Linked DNA regions of Homo sapiens: region 1 is linked to region 2. Evidence: chromatin contacts called from ENCODE Hi-C or POLR2A ChIA-PET data. All regions are on one chromosome and are shown on one strand. The core of a region is the stretch at or near the end of the contact, and the rest is flanking DNA. Distances in the headings are between cores, read along the strand shown. Region 1 overlaps SIPA1L1 (signal induced proliferation associated 1 like 1). Region 2 overlaps SIPA1L1 (signal induced proliferation associated 1 like 1).

Region 1 (6,141 bases), core at 2,415-4,914, 33 kb after region 2:
AATCTGCCCACTTAAGTAACCATGGATGGATCCAACACAGTCCATTTTGGGTGAAAACACTAATTTACTGCTTGTAGAAGCATAGTTTTTCTTTAATTTGTATGTAGTATCCCAGACTTAAAGGTCATTAGGAACAAAAAAAATAAATCTGCATAATATTTTTCCTTTAATATCAAGGTCAGGATTTTTATGACATAAAAATGTTGGTGTTTTGAGTTTTAATAAAAATTCTTTAGTTGGATGATGTTCTTTATACATAGTTAAGAGAAACTGACACAGTAAGAATTGATAATCCATTTGGCATCTAAATAGAATAAAGTCTAATTTCTATTTGGTTTAAATATATGAGTTTTATGCTCTCCAGGTGGCTTTCTGATTACAGAATTTTACAGTATTTGTGAGAGTAGTAGTTATTAACAATTAACATTCGTTCAACAGAAATAGGTAATATGATACGGTCACTATTTTGGCCTCAAATTTACCTAGAGCTTAAGGGTAGGATTGAAATAAAAATTGCTGGCTGTGGCACGCTGAACTTGATACATTACTGTGTTTAAACATAATGCGGGATCAGCAATAAAACCCTGATCTGTGTTAATATGCTTATAAAAGTTGAGCTATTTGAGGGGCTTTGGATAAACAACAGACATCTTAGCATGTAAAATGATTTTCTTTTCTCCTTTTTTTAGGCTGGTATTACCAGCCTTTATGTAAATATTTGATGTTAGAGCTCACTGAACACTTGGTACTTCTGAGTTTTACCTGGATGTCATTGTTACTCCCCTTGAGACCCCTGCACTTAACTCTTAAGAAGCTGGATGGGGGGCCTTTTTTGTTCACGCAGTTATGGCAGCTGCGTCTGCAGCCTCCCTCCCTCCTTCCTTACAGACACCAGCACCATATAGGGTGTGAATATGGTGGAAACAAACTTAAAAGAGTTCTCCTCTCAGAGAGCATAATAGTCACGTGACCATTCAGTCTTGATTTTTAAGGAAATACTTTTTAAGTTTGTTATATCATACAGGATCTAAGCTAATCTTCCACTGTGTCATTTTCTGCTTTCAAACAAAACAAGCACCATTTAATGTTTACTCTTCTTTTGTTTAGAATATTAGCTGTGGTTAGAAGCCTCAGACTTGTGCTTTCCAAATACTGGCCCCCTCCATCACAGCTTCGTGCCTTGCCATGAGGATCCTGAAATCATGGGACTTTTGAACTTCACTGGGAATGCTCCAGCTAGGTCCCCATTGCCCATTGACTTCCATATTTCTTTTCATTTCTTTAATTATTTTTTTTTTGTGACAGGGTCTCACTCTGTCGCAGTGGCATTGATCTTAGCTCACTGTAAACTCAAACTCCTGGGTTCAAGCCATCCTCCCACCTCAATCTGCTGAGTAACTAGTACTGCAGGTGCACGCCACACCACACCCAGCTTATGTTTTGAAATGATTTTTTTTATAGAGACAGTGTCTCACTCTGTTGCCCAGACTAGTTGTAAACTCTTAGCCTCAAGTGATCCTCCCTCCTCAGCCTCCCAAAGTGCTGGGATCACAGGTGAGAGCCACTGCACCCAGCTAACTTCTACATTTCTAAAGCTTCTGGATGGTGTTAGGTCCTTAGCTTATTTGATACCATTCACTACTCCCTCCTTCTTCAAATTACATTTCCTTGTCTTCCAAAAGGTATTCCTGATTTTTTTTGTATCGTCAGCTCTTTGCGCCTATCTCATCACCCTGAAATTTGTGTTCCCCACTTCTTCCTCATTTTTATTTGAATCCCACACTGTGCAATTCTTCTAGAAGGTTCATCCACTTGAGCAACCTCAACTGTCATCTGTATGTGGGCAGTTCCTTAGCTGATCTGTTTTGCCTTGGTCTCTTTTTCACTTTTCATATTCCTGACTACCTACTGAACATATGCACTTGAAAGGCATGAAAGTGTCTCACATTCACAAGTTCAAGCTGACTTGACCTTCACACCTGCCCCTCCTTCTGCCTCTTCCGTCTCGTGTGTTACCCACCTTGGTGGATGGCTTTGCCATCTACCTGAGTATCCAGAGCAGAAGTAGGATTCGTTATCAACTTCCCCTCAGCACTATCATCCCATCTCCACACATGTTCCTGCCATTGCCTGAGAAGTTCTCATTTCGCACTAAGTTTCTTTTGCTTACCTAAACTGTTGCCAACAGCCTCTAGGTATGATTACCAGCCTCCCACTGGAAGGATGACCTAATAAAAATGGATATACTCCTCAGGCTGTGCCTTTTCATTATAGCCCTTCCATAGTTCCACACAGCCTTCAGGATCAAGTCCAACTCACCAGCAAGTTTGCCTGTGTTGGCTGGGTGCTGTGGTTTATGCCTATAATCCCACCACTTTGGGAGGCCAAGGCTGGTGCATGGCTTGAGTCTAGGAGTTCAAGACCAGCCTGGGCAACATAGTGAGACCCCGTATCTACAAAAAATAAAAAAAAATTAGCCAGGTGTGGTGGCACATGCCTGTAGTCTCAGCTACTTGGGAGGCTGAGTGGGAGGATCACCTGAGCCTGGGCATTTGAGGCTGCAGTGAGCCGTGATCACGCCACTGCACTTCAGCCGGGGTAACAGAGTGAGACCCTGTCCCTCCCAAAAAGTTTGTCTATGTGGACTTGCCTTTCCCTTTTCCCCTATCATCGTCACCACCCCCATCCCTAGGCATGGGAGTGGCTCTCTCCTCTGCAAGCACTATGTTCCCCTTGATGCCTTTTTAGGAGCTCCTCTACTTGGTGCACCTTCCACTCCTTCTTTTGACTGCTGAAGTCTTGCCATGCCTGCTCCTCTGACAAGTCGCCTTTAATTTCCCCAAAACACTCTCCTCCCATTTCTACCTTAATTGCCTCACTAGGAATGTTCTTACCACCACATGGCTTCTTCACTCACAAAATTTATGAAACTTCGCTTTAATGTTATTTGTCCATTTCTTTAAACTTAGCCTGTCTTATTCATCTTTGTATTCCAAATACCAGCCACAGACTCTGGCATTTAATAGGCTCCCAATGCTTTTTTTAAGAAGAGTTTCCTCAACTTAGTGTGTCTACACTTCACATGGTAGTCCAGCTTTCCACACGAAGAGTTTCCTCTACTTTCCATTTGTGGTAATGACCCTTTAATAACAAAAGGGCTTATTTAAGTAACTGGGGACAGAATTTAATCTATCTTGGAGAAAATAAACCAATTTCCTTTTATAAAAATTAGATGATAGGTAAAGGCAAAGCACTTGATAGTCTGATAAAGCTATAGCATTAAACATAGATATAAGTAGAATTATTTGGTTTTTGTTGACTAAGTTTAGAATACTTCATTTTAAAAGTATATTGCTGGTAGAGCTTTTCTAAAATTGACTCAAAGTGAAATGCAAGATCTTGATTGACTCCTTCAAAAGGTTTTAGTTGGAACTGAATTCTGGTGGTGTATTTGTCAGCCAAGACAAGGGAGAAAAGCAGAGGGCCGCATTTGACTTAAAGTGACCGGACTCTGAAGGCTCCTGTTTTCCACTCCTTGCAGGAAACAGCGTACTCTGGCATCCATGTCAGGATTAGAGTTGATGTGATTTGCAAGTTCACATTTTTAGATGATACTGCAACAGTGGTTCCTATTCAGGCATTCAGGAAATGGGCACAATGGCTTCAGCTTGGCACACCTCCCAGTTCCCCATCGTTTACAAACTCCAGAGTGGCCCAGGAATGGGAGGAGAATGCTCCAGTACTGTGTCCAGCTCCAGCTCTTCAGTTACTTACTCATCATTCCTTGGGCCTCGAAAGTAGCTATTCTGCACTCACCCTAGGGAAATGTTTCCATAACGGCTTCCTCTCTGCAGGGCCACCTGTGTATTAGTGTGACCTGCCTGGAAATTCCTAGAAGCACCAGGAGGGTAGGCTGTGCTGTCCAGGGGCCATGATTTGCATCCTGCCTACGCTACTGGGAGTGTGTGGCAGTGGGCAAGGTCCTGTCCTTCTGCACTTTAACATCCCCATGACTCAAGTAGGTCACAGCCCCACCTCTTAGAGTCTGTGAAGATTAATTAGGGTAATACAGGTTCAGCATCCCTTACCCAAAATGCTTGAACCAGAAATGTTTCAAATTTCAATTTTTTTTTAATTTTGCGCATATTTGCATTGATCCTATTGGTTGAGCATCCCAAATTTGAAATCCAGAATGCTCCAATGAGCATTTCATTTGAATGTTATATTGGCGCTCAAAAAGTTTTGGATTTTGGGGCCAACTGCTGTGGCTCACACTGGTAATCCCTGCCCTTGGGGAGGTCGAGGCAAGTGGATCACCTGAGGTCAGGAGACCAGCTTGGCCAACATGGCGAAAGCCTGTCTACTAAAAACACAATAATTAGCTGGGTGTGGTGGCGGGTGCCTGTAATCCCAGCTACACGGGAGGGTGAGGCAGAAGAATCACTTGAACCTGGGAGGAGGAGATCGCAGTGAGCCGAGATCACACCACTGCACTCCAGCCTGGGAGACAGAGCAAGACTCCGTCTCAAAAAAAAAAGAACAGGATTCCCATGATCTAGTCTGAACAGCTGGTATGAATTATGTGGTTAGAAAGCCAGCAGTAACTCTGTTCACAAAGTACACAACAGGAAGTGATGAAAAGACAGGCACGAGTTGCTTGAAGTTGAACACAACTTGTTCAAACTACTCCGGTTATAGCACCCAAATTACATCACCTTGAATTGTTGTAGAGATTTTTCTTTTTTCTTTTCTTTTTTTTTTTTTTTACATAATTTTGGAAGAATCCTAGTTGATATACATGGCTGAAGACAGAAGACTTTAACTTGGTCCTGTTCCCTGGTTGGATAGCAATTGCTAAGTTGTGGTAAAATGCTGTGCTTAATTATGGACTCAAGCATTTAATTTGTCCATCACTGCTGCTGTTTGAAGTGCTCTCACTTGTTTATACCACCAGCTCACTGTTTGCACTTGGGTTACTGAGGGCCTTATGTCCTTGTACATATCTCATGTTGGAATAAAAAGTAAGAAATAGAATAGAGATTTAATTAATCTTACCTAATCAGTTAGGAAAATATTTTACCATCAACTTGTCACTTAGAATTCCATAGCCATAAGTTGATAAGTTGTAATCAGTCATAATCTGGAGTGATCAGTTTAATAAGAATCTATTAATGTTGGCACTATATATGTCGTCCTGTGAGTTGATTCATGGAATAGGTGTGGTGGAGGACAGGGGTGGTTGTGTTAGAAATCCGTGTGTGTGTGCGTGTGTGTATGTGTGTGTGTCAGCTCTCTTTTTTAGCCTGGTGTGCGACTGCTTCTGGAAGAATGAAGGACGTATCTTGGACCATCTCTTCCTAAATGTCCAACCCCTTCAACTCTCTGTTTTCACTGCAGTGAAGTGCATTGCATATAAATGAAAAGCTGGTGTTTAGTGTTAAGTGTAGTCAAAAGACTGTGGAAGTAATGTCTCTGGATGGTGATGATCATGACTTTTTCAATTGCGCATTCTTAGTACAATAAAAAAAAAAGCCCTGGTGTTTTATTTCAGCAGAAGGAAGCCCCAGAGGATGTTTAGTATCAGTTATTTTAAAAATGTTTAGTTATTTCTTGACTAAATTTATAAAAATATAGAGAAGAAAATCTTCTGAAATTAATGCTAAAAGATTTACAGAATTCCTCTCTGACAGTGACCAGAGCATTCTTTAAAAAGAATATTGCCTGTATTCAACAGAATGGAAAGATCTCACAGCAATTGAAAGAGGTATTAATCTTTGTCCTCTAAATCTGTTGGGGCATTAACATCAGACGTTTGGGGCTCTTTAAGCAGAAAGATCTGGATTTATCTCAAAAGAGAAGAAAAGTCTCTTGTGATCTTGCTGTAACTTCACTGGACTCAGCAGCTCTTAAAACAGAGTACGCTTGTAAGGTGGGGTGGGATGGACAGAGATCCAGGAGATCAGTGTGCTGGTTTTCCTATGTGAGCCAATGTGAGAGGTACTGCTCCCAGTTCTTGAAGCACCTCTTCAAAGTGGCAGGATAGCAATCAGCCCATCTTCCAATAACGATCAGCCTCAGGCTATCTCTTCAGAAGTGGACTGCCAGTACCCAGACAGGCGGCGGTGGCTTCCACTCTCCCAC
Region 2 (5,794 bases), core at 1,577-4,076:
TTCTTGACAATAGATAAGTTCTTCACGTTCAAGACCTGTCTTAAATAGTTCAGTTGAATCCTTTGTTGTAGTAATACACAGTTTTTTTGTTGTGATGGTCATTAATACTTAGAAGATATTTTTCTTGGATATTTATATGTTGTTACATAGTTTTCCAATTTTTGAAAAGTAGTCTTTGCTTTGTTCTATTTTTGACTATTTTTAAGCCTTCGCATTTTATGTCAGCTTCAAAATTAAGATTCTCCAACAAGCTCAAGCTTGAAACTCAGAGCTCTAGAATATCTTTAGAAAGCTGTCTGCAAGCCACAGTTGTAGTCTATTCTTAGAGCAGTACCTAACGGCAGCGGAGTTACTGCATTAGAGCTACCTGGGAGTGTCTGTGAAGAATAGATTCCCCTGTGAGGCCCTATACCCACTGAGGAGTATTTTGGGGGGTGGGCCCTGGGAATCTGCCTCTTAATTTAGCTCCACAGCTGATGCTGTGCATACTAAGTTTTCAGAACTACTGTTGCCTTTTGGTATGTGTCAGAGACTTTGTCTGAGAGCATCGTTCTCTAAAATGCCATCAAGTGTTTTGGTCCTCAAAAAATAGGGTCGAGGCCAGGTATGTTGGGTCACGCCTGTAATCCCAGCACTTTGGGAGGCCAAGGTGGGTGGATCACAAGGTCAGGAGATTGAGACCATCCTGGCCAACATGGTGAAACCCCGTCTCTACTAAAACTACAAAAATTAGCCAGGCATGGTGGCATGCACTTATAGTCCCAGCTACTCAGGAGGCTGAGGCAGGAGAATCGCTTGAACCCAGGAGGCAGAGGTTGCAGTGAGCCGAGATCGCACCATTGTACTCCAGCCTGGGCGACAGAGTGAGACTGTCTCAAAAAAAAAAAAAAAAAAAAAATTGGGTTGATAGAGGGTTGAGTTTACCTACAGTGAATGTACTTCTGTTCCTTTTGCAACCCCTAAGTCCAGATCCTTTGAGTCTAAACAGGTATTCCCTTTGAGTTGGGAAGTTAATAACTTTTTTCTGCAGCTTCCAGGTACTTGTGGGAACACTGATTCTGAAACTTTGTTAAGATAAAGGCAGTAGAGGTTTTTTTTTTCTTAAGGAAAGTGAGAACACAACATGCTTAAGTCTTAAAAAAATTGTTAGACGTTGCTGTGTCAACTTTGTTCTTCAGTGTTAATGGTCTTGTTAAATTATTGTCTTTTTTTTTTTTTTTAAGAACAAAACAAGTCTCTTGCTTGAATTGGAAGTATTAGAAAAATGTTTCCTAACTTGATGTGTCGACAGAATTCAGGGGTCTGTGAACTTGGATGGGAAATAAGATTTTCTTTATTTTCACTGACCCCAAGTTGAAATTTAGCATTTCTGTTCATTATGGCCATAGGCAGTAAACCACAGTAATTCATTTACCTGTGATTTCATTGCCAATAGAAAGCACAGATATTTTCGTATTATATTATTTGTTGTTGCAGACATCTCAAGAGTGTTTGTGCTCATCATGTCTTCAGCATTACAGTAGATATTAGACCAACTGCTAAATCTTGTTATATAAATCTTGTGCATTCATATTTAAAATTATTTGATACTGTGCGCTTCGATATAATTTCTTTTGAAATCTTATGTTTTTTATTTTATACTTTTACAAATATTATTCTGAGAAGGGATCTGATCCGTAGGCTTCACTAGACTGCCAAAGAGGATCAAATACAAAAAAAAAAAGGAAGAACACCTGTCTTGTCTAGAATCTTTTCATCCTAAATCATTTTCTTTTCTTCTCTTTTCTTTTTTGAGATATTTCTCTTAAATAAATTATTTTTCCTGTTATAGTCATCTCATCATTATATTTTTTTTAACTGTAGCTGACTCCACTGGAACCCATTCTCTGTACACAACATACAAAGATTATGAAATTATGTTCCATGTTTCTACCATGCTGCCATACACACCCAACAACAAACAACAGGTAAGAGATCCTCCTGTTATCTGTGTTTTCACCCTTGTTTCATTTCCTCTAGAAGCCTAAGTGGCAAGTTTGTAAAATCTTAAACCAGAATTTAGTGTTGCACCTGTCACAGCAGCGGGAAGCTTTGTGCTTTGTGGAAGTAAGGAATAGCAAATGAACTGAAAACAAATGAAGAGACACAAATTTTAGGTTAACAGCCAGCTGGATGCCTTTGTGAATTAATCATTTGCTTTTCACCCACGGGGATTGAGGTTTTCATGAAATCTGAGGAACAAGTTGAAATCATTGGTGATTACATGACTCTGCAGGGTTGCAAAGAACATCCATGAGTGGGTGAAGTTTCATCTCAAGAGGTCAGTGCACAGAATAGGAAAGTTCTGAGGTTGCATTATAGATTTCAAAGGAGATATAAAATACTAACTTGGAAAAAAGTCAAATGTCAACAGAATGATATTCTTCCTTACCATGTTCATTGGGAGATAGCAAAGAACATAAATAACAATTGCATATGTGCACATCATACACAGAGCTTCTCTTAAAATGATCTAAAAGCTCAATGCCCAATTACTAAAGTGTAAGTGAGGTAGTAAAATGTGGAAACTAAGAGGTGACAGATTGTTACAGAGCAAACTGGAAACTGGCACTATTGTTTTAGGGAATATGTGGTAGTTGATTTTTTAAAATATTTTAAAATAAATAGTAGCAAATTGAAATTTAAAAGAACCAGAGAGCTAACACACACTTCTTTTAAAAGCTATTACAAACTTGAGCAGTCCAATTTTACTTCTGACCTTCAAATGGATATGGATTTTTGTTTTTGTCAATTGTTGTGCTAACAGAGCACAGGCCAGCTGCAGAATGAATCACATCCTCTTTCACAGAAGTTAACCAAACACTGATCTAATCTAACACTTTATCAGTTTACATTTGATTAAATCACAAATCTAGGTAACAAAGTTTTGCCTTTCATGATTGCCAGTGTAATAAAAAATAGAGAGCAAAGCAATGAATCAGCTATAAATCTGAAGTAAACCTGTTTTAAGATAAACTCCCTGATCTGTACTTTGTTGATAATTTGTTTTATGCAAATTCCAGATTTTAGCTCTCTTTGAAAGAAAAACACCATGCTAAGAAAGGCATAATAAACTTATTCTGACCAGTCAGTAGATAAAAAATTTAAGAACATTAACAAAATGATCCTTAAAGAGAGCATAAAGGCTTATTCTGCCTGATCACTTAGAAGAGAAAGATGAGATTTGTAAGGGTAAAAAATTTACTAACAAGATTGGATTGATTATTTGTAACTAAATGAGTTGAAGTGGTAGGCAGAGAAAGTGGGCATTTAAATGGCAGCTCTCTCAATTATTTAATTTTGGAGTCCAATCAAGGCAAAAATGTTACAGTCTTAAATCAGAATGAGAAAGAAATTGGTACTGCAACATATGAAAAAATTTTCACTCTCTAGCCAAAAAATTTATTTTCCTCTATGTAGATTACTTTATGCTTGGAAAAAAAAACCAGGAAAAATGTATCTTTAAAAATTCTTTTGCAAATATTTTTAATAAAATATTTTTCATTATATGTAGTATAAGATGGAAAAATGGATTTGTTTCTATTTGGGTCCTTTATTAAGACATTTATTTTTATATGTCAAGCCATATTTTGAAGAATGAATAATATTACAGAAAATGACATCATTTATGCAGGAATGGCATAACATGTAGATAAATAGTATTTGTTTTTGGTATGTCCAAGATCTTGAGTAGATTAATAATCTTTAATTATTGGTATGTTCTGTAGAGCAATCAATACACACCAGCCTTTATTTTCATAACGTCTGTTTGTATATCATATTTAGAAATGAACTCAGAAATAAATTGCTTCATTAGAAGACAATTTGGGATGCTTTCAAATTCCTGAGGTTAAAAGTGCATTTCCTGAACATTCTAACTCCCAATTTGCAACCCTAATCTAAAAGGCTATTATTTCTCCCACCTGGCAGCCAATACTAGATCACTGATTTTACTGGTTTGCAATTTGTATGCCTTAATGTCACCAGAGAATATTTTTTTAAATACAAGTTTTGTAAGTACAAGCTTATGTCTAATGGATAGTTTATATAAATGTCACACTTAGTTGTTTTTCTTTTTTAAGAGCCTCCGTACAGTAAGTTTGAGAAACACAAATTTTGTTTGGTTTTCCTTTACACTATTGAATTAACTGCTGAAAGGCACTGACCTAGGATGATTTGGGGTGCCTGAGTTTGAAAGCCACCCATCCAAAACCCAGTGAATGTGAAACAGAGGGTGTCCCTAAGCAGCTTTCATTGCAGTTAAAGAAGCTGTTTAAACCTGAAATTTACCTGCTTTTAATTGTTGCAACATTCTGGAATATTATTCTTTTCTACATGCCCAGCTTGTGACACAAAACATATATCAGAAAACACCTTAGCCACATTTTCTTTCAATGAGGCCAGTTAAACCAGAACATAAATTACATTGTAATTATTTCAGCCATTCTCATCTCTAAAAATCTTCCCTGTGGCACGTGTTTTTCTTATGTGAAAATGGAACAACACTGTTGTTATAGAAACTGAGGGTTTGGTGATGTTGGGACCTGGCATAATATGCCAGATATTGGGTAGATCTATTTGAATGGCTGTATCTTTTATGCAAATTTCAGAATGTTCGTTTCTATGTTCTTCCTTAGAGGGAATAAGGCAGGTGAAAACATTGACAGTACCTGTGTAGATTACCTACCTTCATGTGTACTGATTAGGAATGGATGTTTTAAATACAGCTATATAAGGGAATTGGGGTGGCGGGGGAAGCAAATGATTGTTATTTATGTTGGTTGCTTATTTTTTCTTGTAGCTCCTGAGGAAGCGGCACATTGGAAATGATATCGTAACAATTGTTTTCCAAGAGCCTGGAGCACAGCCATTCAGCCCAAAAAACATCCGATCCCACTTCCAGCACGTTTTCGTCATCGTCAGGGTGCACAATCCGTGCTCTGACAGTGTCTGTTATAGGTGTGTATGGGTGTCACAGCAGGGGCTCTGTGGATGTTGGCTGGTTATCGCATAGAGGCCCCATTCAGCTCTGCATTCTAAAGTGGCAATGGGAAGTCTATTACTATTTCTTTTTGTCTTTAAACCATGCATGCGGATGGCTGAATTCACATGATGATGTAATCTGGTGGCATTGACATTACCCAAGCATGTTGGTTAGACACCTGCCGTTTCCATTTGCACCTCCTTCTTAGGTGATGTCCTTCATCCATACCATCTGGTCACCAACCAACTAATTACTCATATTGCTAATTATATTTTTCTTTTGGCATGGCAAGAGCAGAGAAGAACGATTATAATAAATAGGGAAGAGAAGTTAATTTTTTGAAAAGCATTGTTATTAAAGAAGCCTAAATCCTTGCCTCTGACTTACTTGATTCACGTTAGCACTCTGACTACAAGCTTAGAAACGCTTCTATACTTTATTTAGCATTATTGAAATTGTTTCAGTGTTACTTGTTGACGTAGTCACATGAGTATCAGAATTCAGGCCTCTATCTGCAGAGACCTTTCTTGTAAGAATACTAGAGTTAGGAGTTGAAGGAGATAGGGACCTGTCACGCTAGCTCGATAGGGGTGTAGTGCCAGAATGTGTAAGGGTAATGTTCTGGCATTTGTAAGATGTTTTTAATGTGCATCAGTTCCTTTCAAAATATGGACATTTGGCGTATCTTTCCATCCCTAAAAAATGTTACCTGCATAGAAAGTGACCTGTGCACATTGACAGTTTGTGAGATCCACAATTGTATATTTCTAG

The links. Hi-C counts contacts between places; a loop is a spot of excess contacts on that map. ChIA-PET counts read pairs that join two places held with the same protein, here RNA polymerase II (POLR2A). Pooled maps may share reads with other maps.
Region 1: a map of endothelial cell of umbilical vein shows a loop between it and region 2 (4-fold over the local background). The contact joins two enhancer-like sites. A Hi-C loop is called at or near these places in 3 of 168 maps with a recorded cell type or tissue (Caco-2, IMR-90 and endothelial cell of umbilical vein) and 3 of 50 pooled maps. POLR2A ChIA-PET finds 5 or more read pairs at or near these places in 4 of 52 experiments (BJ, CD8-positive, alpha-beta T cell, H1 and 1 more).

Annotation. Positions count from the first base shown.
Region 1 is chr14:71,688,972-71,695,112 of GRCh38, forward strand. The region is part of intron 13 of SIPA1L1 (signal induced proliferation associated 1 like 1); the gene reads left to right. Among named protein-coding and RNA genes, the nearest start is that of RGS6, 240 kb to the right of the region's middle. Within about 2 kb of position 3,665, at least 3 of the 41 ENCODE cell types and tissues checked have a DNase peak (open chromatin) inside an H3K27ac peak, as active enhancers do.
Region 2 is chr14:71,656,470-71,662,263 of GRCh38, forward strand. SIPA1L1 (signal induced proliferation associated 1 like 1) reads left to right here. Exons shown (of 24, transcript NM_001386936.1): 9 at 1,864-1,967; 10 at 4,841-4,998. Among named protein-coding and RNA genes, the nearest start is that of SNORD56B, 260 kb to the left of the region's middle. Within about 2 kb of position 2,827, at least 3 of the 41 ENCODE cell types and tissues checked have a DNase peak (open chromatin) inside an H3K27ac peak, as active enhancers do.